Linked DNA regions of Homo sapiens: region 1 is linked to region 2. Evidence: read pairs that join two places in POLR2A ChIA-PET (ENCODE). Cell type or tissue: PC-3. All regions are shown on one strand. Each heading gives the region's core, and the rest is flanking DNA. Links, peaks and the distances in the headings are about the cores only. Region 1 overlaps LOC107984191 (a long non-coding RNA gene). Region 2 overlaps DIP2C (disco interacting protein 2 homolog C).

Region 1 (2,925 bases), core at 301-2,800, 65 kb after region 2:
TGTCCCTACAAAGGACATTAACTCATCCTTTTTTATGGCTGCATAGTATTCCATGGTGTATATGTGCCACATTTTCTTAATCCAGTCTGTCATTCATGGACATTTGGGTTGGTTCCAAGTCTTTGCTATTGTGAATAGTGCTGCAATAAACATACGTGTGCATGTGTCTTTATAGCAGCATGATTTATAATCCTTTGGGTATATACCCAGTAATGAGATGGCTGGGCAAATGATATTTCTAGTTCTAGATCCCTGAGGAATCGCCACACTGTCTTCCACAGTGGTTGAACTAGTTTACAGTCCCACCAACAGTGTAAAAGTGTTCCTATTTCTCCACATCCTCTCCAGCACCTGTTGTTTCCTGACGTTTTAATGATTGCCATTCTAACTGGTGTGAGATGGTATCTCATTGTGGTTTTGATTTGCATTTCTCTGATAGCCAGTGATGGTGAGCATTTTTTCATGTGTCTTTTGGCTGCATAAATGTCTTCTTTTGAGAAGTGTCTGCTCATATCCTTTGCCCACTTGTTGATGGGGTTGTTTTTTCCTTGTAAGTTAAGTTTGTTTGAGTTCTTTGTAGATTCTGGATATTAGCCCTTTGTCAGATGAGTAGATTGCAAAAATTTTCTCCTATTCTGTAGGTTGCCTCTTCACTCTGATGGTAGTTTCTTTTGCTGTGCAGAAGCTCTTTAGTTTAATTAGACCTCATTTATCATTTTTGGGTTTTGTTGCCATTGCTTTTGGTGTTTTAGACATGAAGTCCTTGCCCACGCCTATATCCTGAATGATACTGCCTAGGTTTTCTTCTAGGGATTTTATGGTTTTAGGTCTAAATTTAAGTCTTCAATCCATCTTGAATTAATTTTTGTATAAGGTGTAAGGAAGAGATCCAGTTTCAGCTTTCTACATATGGCTGAGAAAAGAACTTTTATCTCAGGAGTATGAATCCTTTTAAACTATTAGGTCCAGAGAGACAGTAAAATCAGGCAGCAGTCACATCACATACACCCCTTGACCTTATGCGTGCATCTCTTGAAACTGCTTGCTGCTGCTACAAGTAGCTATGAATCAATGTAGTGATACCACGTCAGACACTGTACCCCGTGCCCTGTACCCTACAGTTATGAGTCAACCTAGTGACATACACTGGACACCATACCCCATGCCCTGTACCCTATAGCTGTGAGTCAACCTAGTGACATGCACCGGACACTGTACCCCATGCCCTGTACCCTACAGCTGTGAGTCAACCTAGTGACATGCACCAGACACCTTACCCCATACCCTGTACCCTACAGTTGAGTCAATCTAGTGACATGCACCGGATGCCGTACTCCATGCCCTGTACCCTACAGTTATGAGTCAACCTAGTGACATACACTGGACACCGTACCCCATGCCCTGTACCCTACAGTTATGAGTCAACCTAGTGACATACACCGGACACCATACCCCATGCCCTGTACCCTACAGCTGTGAGTCAACCTAGTGACATGCACCAGACACCGTACCCCATGCCCTGTACCCTACAGCTGTGAGTCAACCTAGTGACATGCACCGGACACCATACCCCATACCCTGTACCCTACAGCTGTGAGTCAACCTAGTGACATGCACCAGACACCTTACCCCATGCCCTGTACCCTACAGCTGTGAGTCAACCTAGTGACATGCACCAGACACCTTACCCCATACCCTGTACCCTACAGTTGAGTCAATCTAGTGACATGCACCGGATGCCGTACTCCATGCCCTGTACCCTACAGTTATGAGTCAACCTAGTGACATACATTGGACACCGTACTCCATGCCCTGTACCCTACAGTTATGAGTCAACCTAGTGACATACATTGGACACCGTACTCCATGCCCTGTACCCTACAGTTATGAGTCAACCTAGTGACATACACTGGACACCGTACCCCATGCCCTGTACCCTACAGCTGTGAGTCAACCTAGTAACATGCACCAGACACCTTACCCCATACCTTGTACCCTACAGTTATGAGTCAACCTAGTGACATACACTGGACACTGTACCCCATGCCATGTACCCTCCAGTTATGAATCAACCTAGTGACATCCACTGGACTCCATACCCCATGCCCTGAACCCTACAGGTATGAGTCAGCCTAATGATGCCACACCAGATGCTGTTACTGGCATCCTATAGGTTAATAATGTACAGCCAATCACTCGGCACTGTTGTTTCTGTAAACCGACAAGAATTCCTGACAGTCAACTTGCTGTCAGCCCACTCCTCATCCTCTTCTTTTGCCTTTAAAAACCCACTTGTGGCCAGGCGTGGTGGCTCACACCTGTAATCCCAGCACTTTGGGAGGCCGAGTTGGGCGGATCACCTGAGGTCAGGAGTTCAAGACCAGCTTGGCCAACATGATGAAACCCTATCTCTACTAAAAATACAAAAGTTAGCCAGGCATAGTGGCATGTGCCTGTAATCCCAGCCACCTGGGAGGCTGAGTCAGGAGCATTGCTTGAACCCAGGAATTGGAGGTTTCAGTGAGCCGAGATTGCGCCACTGTACTCTAGCCTGGGTGACAGAGTGAGACTCCATCTCAAAATCAACAACAAAAAAATAAAAAAATAACCCCACTTGTAACTGCTGCTTCTCAGAGCATATATTATCAGAGCATATACTCAGGGCAACTTGAATCTCTGCTCCCAGCTGCAATCCTCAAGCTTGGCCCAAATAAACTGCCTACTTATATTAACTTTGCCTCGGATTCTTCCTTTTAGGTTGACTATCTGGTATAGTCTGCAGGATTTAGAGTGTCTTCCCCTGACCACACGGTGTTTCTCTCTGAAAGCGGCACTTGGTACCAGCACAAACTCTGTCTTCAGAAGTCCCACCAGGTGTTTTGGGTGAGTTCTCCTGAAATTGGGCCTCCCACTGAAACTAGCCCA
Region 2 (2,925 bases), core at 128-2,627:
TCTTATGGCAGCTCATGCCTATAATCCTAGCACTTTGGGAGGCTAAGATAGGAGGAGTACTTGAAGCCAGGAGTTTGAGACCAGCCTGGGCAACAATACGAAACCGTATCTACAAAAAAAAAAAAAAAAAAAATTAGCCAGGCATAGTGTTGTGCATCTGTAGTCCCAGCTACTCAGGGACTGAGGTGGGAGGATGGCCTCAGCTTGAAAGGCAGAGGTTATAATGAACCCAGATCACACCACTGCACTCCAGTCTGGGTGACAGAGTGAGACCCTGTCTCAAAAAAAAAAAAAAAAAATTGTGTAGGTTGGGCATGGTGGCTCATGCCTGTAATCCCAACACTTTGGGAGGCCAGGCACATCTTACATGGCCACAGCAGGAACAAGAGAGGATTGCTTGAGCCCCGAAGTTCAAGATGAGCCTAGGCAACATAGACCCTACCACTGAAAAAAAAAAAAAACAAGCATGGTGGTGCACACCTGTGGTCCTACTGACTCAGGAGAGGCAGGAGAATTGCTGGAGCCCAGGAGTTTGAGGTGACAGGTAGCTATGATTACACCACCCTACTCTAGCCTGGGCAACAGAACGTTCCCGTTAATTAAATTGTAAATCTTAGAACGTGATTTATCTAGGATATTTTATTTTAATGTATGGTATCTATTGTGAATTCATAGTAGTAAACAAAATTAAAACCATTAAAAATGTAGTTTTGACAAGTTGTTAAATCCACACTTACCCCATCAATTGATAAAATATGTAATCTATCACTTTTTCATTTCTCTAAATCTGTTCTCTAGTATGAAGGTAAAATTAAAGAATCGTTATTTTTCTCTATTTCTTCTGTTTGGTAATTCGTTGGGATCCTTTTTAGTAAAAATCTGATCTTAAAAAGATTGAGTGACTAACTTTAATTACCATAATTGTCTTTTTTTCACCCTGGCTGTCAGTTTTCTAAACCAGGTATAGGCCTGCTCTTTATTAAATTGCTGTTTGGTAAATATTTTAGGTTCTGTGGTCTCTGACCACTCAGCTCAAAGCCACTGGAGACAATATTTAAACAAATGAGTGGTGGTGGCCCTGTTCCAATAAAACTTTATTTACAAAAACAGGAAGTGTCTGTGGTTTGCCAGCTCCTGTTCTGAAGCTGGACTTTTTTTTTTTAAACCGAAATTTGATCCCTGTGTTTTCTACTAAGAAAGAGGATCCAGTTTGCTGATGTCGCAGGTCTGAGAGACATCACAGCATCACAGCGTTTAGTAGTCTTAAATGTGTGTTCAAAGTGGTAGGAACTGCCCCATGATTCTGTAGTACGTATTTGCTTTTCAGAAGGCTTTCGTGAACATGGTTGCAGTTTGCAGCGTTGGCTTTACTGTGCCCTTCTACAGATGGCAGCACGGGCTGTTCCAAGTCCTCCTTTTCCTTGGAGTCAGTGCTGCCCTGAGCCCTCCAGCCTTGCTGAGCTCCAGCCTTGCTGAGCTCCCGCCCTGACAGCCTCTTCTTTCTCTGCAGTGTGTATTCTGGGCACCAGTCCATCCTGATCCCGCCCTCTGAGCTGGAAACCAACCCCGCCTTGTGGCTTCTTGCCGTGAGTCAGTACAAAGTCCGAGACACGTTTTGCTCCTACTCCGTGATGGAGCTGTGCACCAAGGGGCTGGGCTCGCAAACAGAGTCCCTCAAGGTAAGCAGCTCCCTTGGCAGCTCAGTGCCCTGTGAGCCCACAGGGACTCCTTTCTAAGAAGGCACATCTGTGATGGGGTGAAGTTAAAACAGTCCTCCAAAACAAAGCCTGGGTTTAATCTAACGTCACCTGAAGCTTACAAACTGCCTTTATATGAAAATCTTTTTAACGTGAATATTTCCCCACGACCACAGACAGTAACGAACCAGAATGTAAAATATTTTCAATGCCTGTCATTCCACTGGGTCTACTTGAAAGATCCTAAATTTGATTTTTTGTTGGGTGGATTCAGTGTTCTGAAGTGTTCAGTGTTCAGAAGATCTTAGGTGATGTTAACTTTATTTGATACTGGTGTTTAAGAAGGTAGGTTTGAATTTAGCCGCTCACTTTTATTTTCCCTGGAGACCCTGATTTCTGGGTCTGGACCCTAAGCTCAATTCATTTTACAGTTCAGTTAACAGTGTTGTGTTTCATTTTTTAATAATTGCTATTATGTAAGAATAATAGTATTTCCCTCCATTTAAACCAAGGACATTTTGATACGTATATCTTCATGGTAAATTAAGTAGTCCTTAGCTCCAAGTAACTAGGAGGGAATAATCATCTGACCAGTTTTGATAAAATTTCAACTGACTTTGTACTCTTTGGATGTGTGTATGTCTTTGTATATACATGGATTGTGTTTGTGTTTCTGTCATCTACACAGAGATCAATAACGGAACAGTACATTTATCTGTCCTGCATTGTTTTCCTAATGCATAAAGCTTGGACAGGAAAGCAAAATGCAAGATAACTTTATGTAACATAAGTAATTGTGCAATCATTTTAAGTTTTTATATAGGAAAAAGTTAGCACTATTCATGTTCATCTATATTGTATTAGAAAGTGAGTACATTTTCATGACCTTCCTGTTGGCACATATATAAATAACCAGAATAAAATCATGACATAGTTGAGGGTCAGTATGCAATTTACGTATTCATTTCATCCTTACAATAGCTCTCTGAAATAGGAGCCCTTATTGTCTCCATTTTAAAGCTGAGGAAACTTATGTCATAGAGAAATTAAGCAACCTTTCCAGGTTCTTAGGCTGAACGAACCTGGAGCCAAATTTAGAATCTTTGGCTTCAGACCTGCTGTTGCAGCTGCATGCTGCTTTACCTCTCAGACGTGCGCGCGTGTGAATATGTAATTTGTGTCACCCAGACTTGAGTTTTTCCTGTTTAACTCTGTGTGTACAGTCGTG

The links. ChIA-PET counts read pairs that join two places held together with the same protein. Peaks named below come from ENCODE experiments on the same cell type or tissue, not always from the same donor. Only the 100,000 strongest peaks of a DNase experiment are listed, where the experiment ranks them.
Region 1: POLR2A ChIA-PET joins it to region 2 with 13 read pairs; 4 of 35 experiments call an interaction of 5 or more read pairs at or near these places.

The regions. Positions count from the first base shown.
Region 1 is chr10:263,491-266,415 of GRCh38, reverse strand. LOC107984191 (a long non-coding RNA gene) reads left to right here. Exons shown (of 4, transcript XR_007062029.1): 2 at 2,758-2,883. Among named protein-coding and RNA genes, the nearest start is that of ZMYND11, 130 kb to the right of the region's middle. RefSeq lists an enhancer at 949-2,148. In PC-3, for the core only: no CTCF peak of the experiment used is centred there; a DNase peak (open chromatin) is centred at 1,524; H3K27ac peaks cover 2,254 bases.
Region 2 is chr10:328,187-331,111 of GRCh38, reverse strand. DIP2C (disco interacting protein 2 homolog C) reads left to right here. Exons shown (of 37, transcript NM_014974.3): 30 at 1,511-1,679. Among named protein-coding and RNA genes, the nearest start is that of ZMYND11, 190 kb to the right of the region's middle. In PC-3, for the core only: no CTCF peak of the experiment used is centred there; a DNase peak (open chromatin) is centred at 1,561; H3K4me3 peaks cover 1,312 bases; H3K27ac peaks cover 1,604 bases.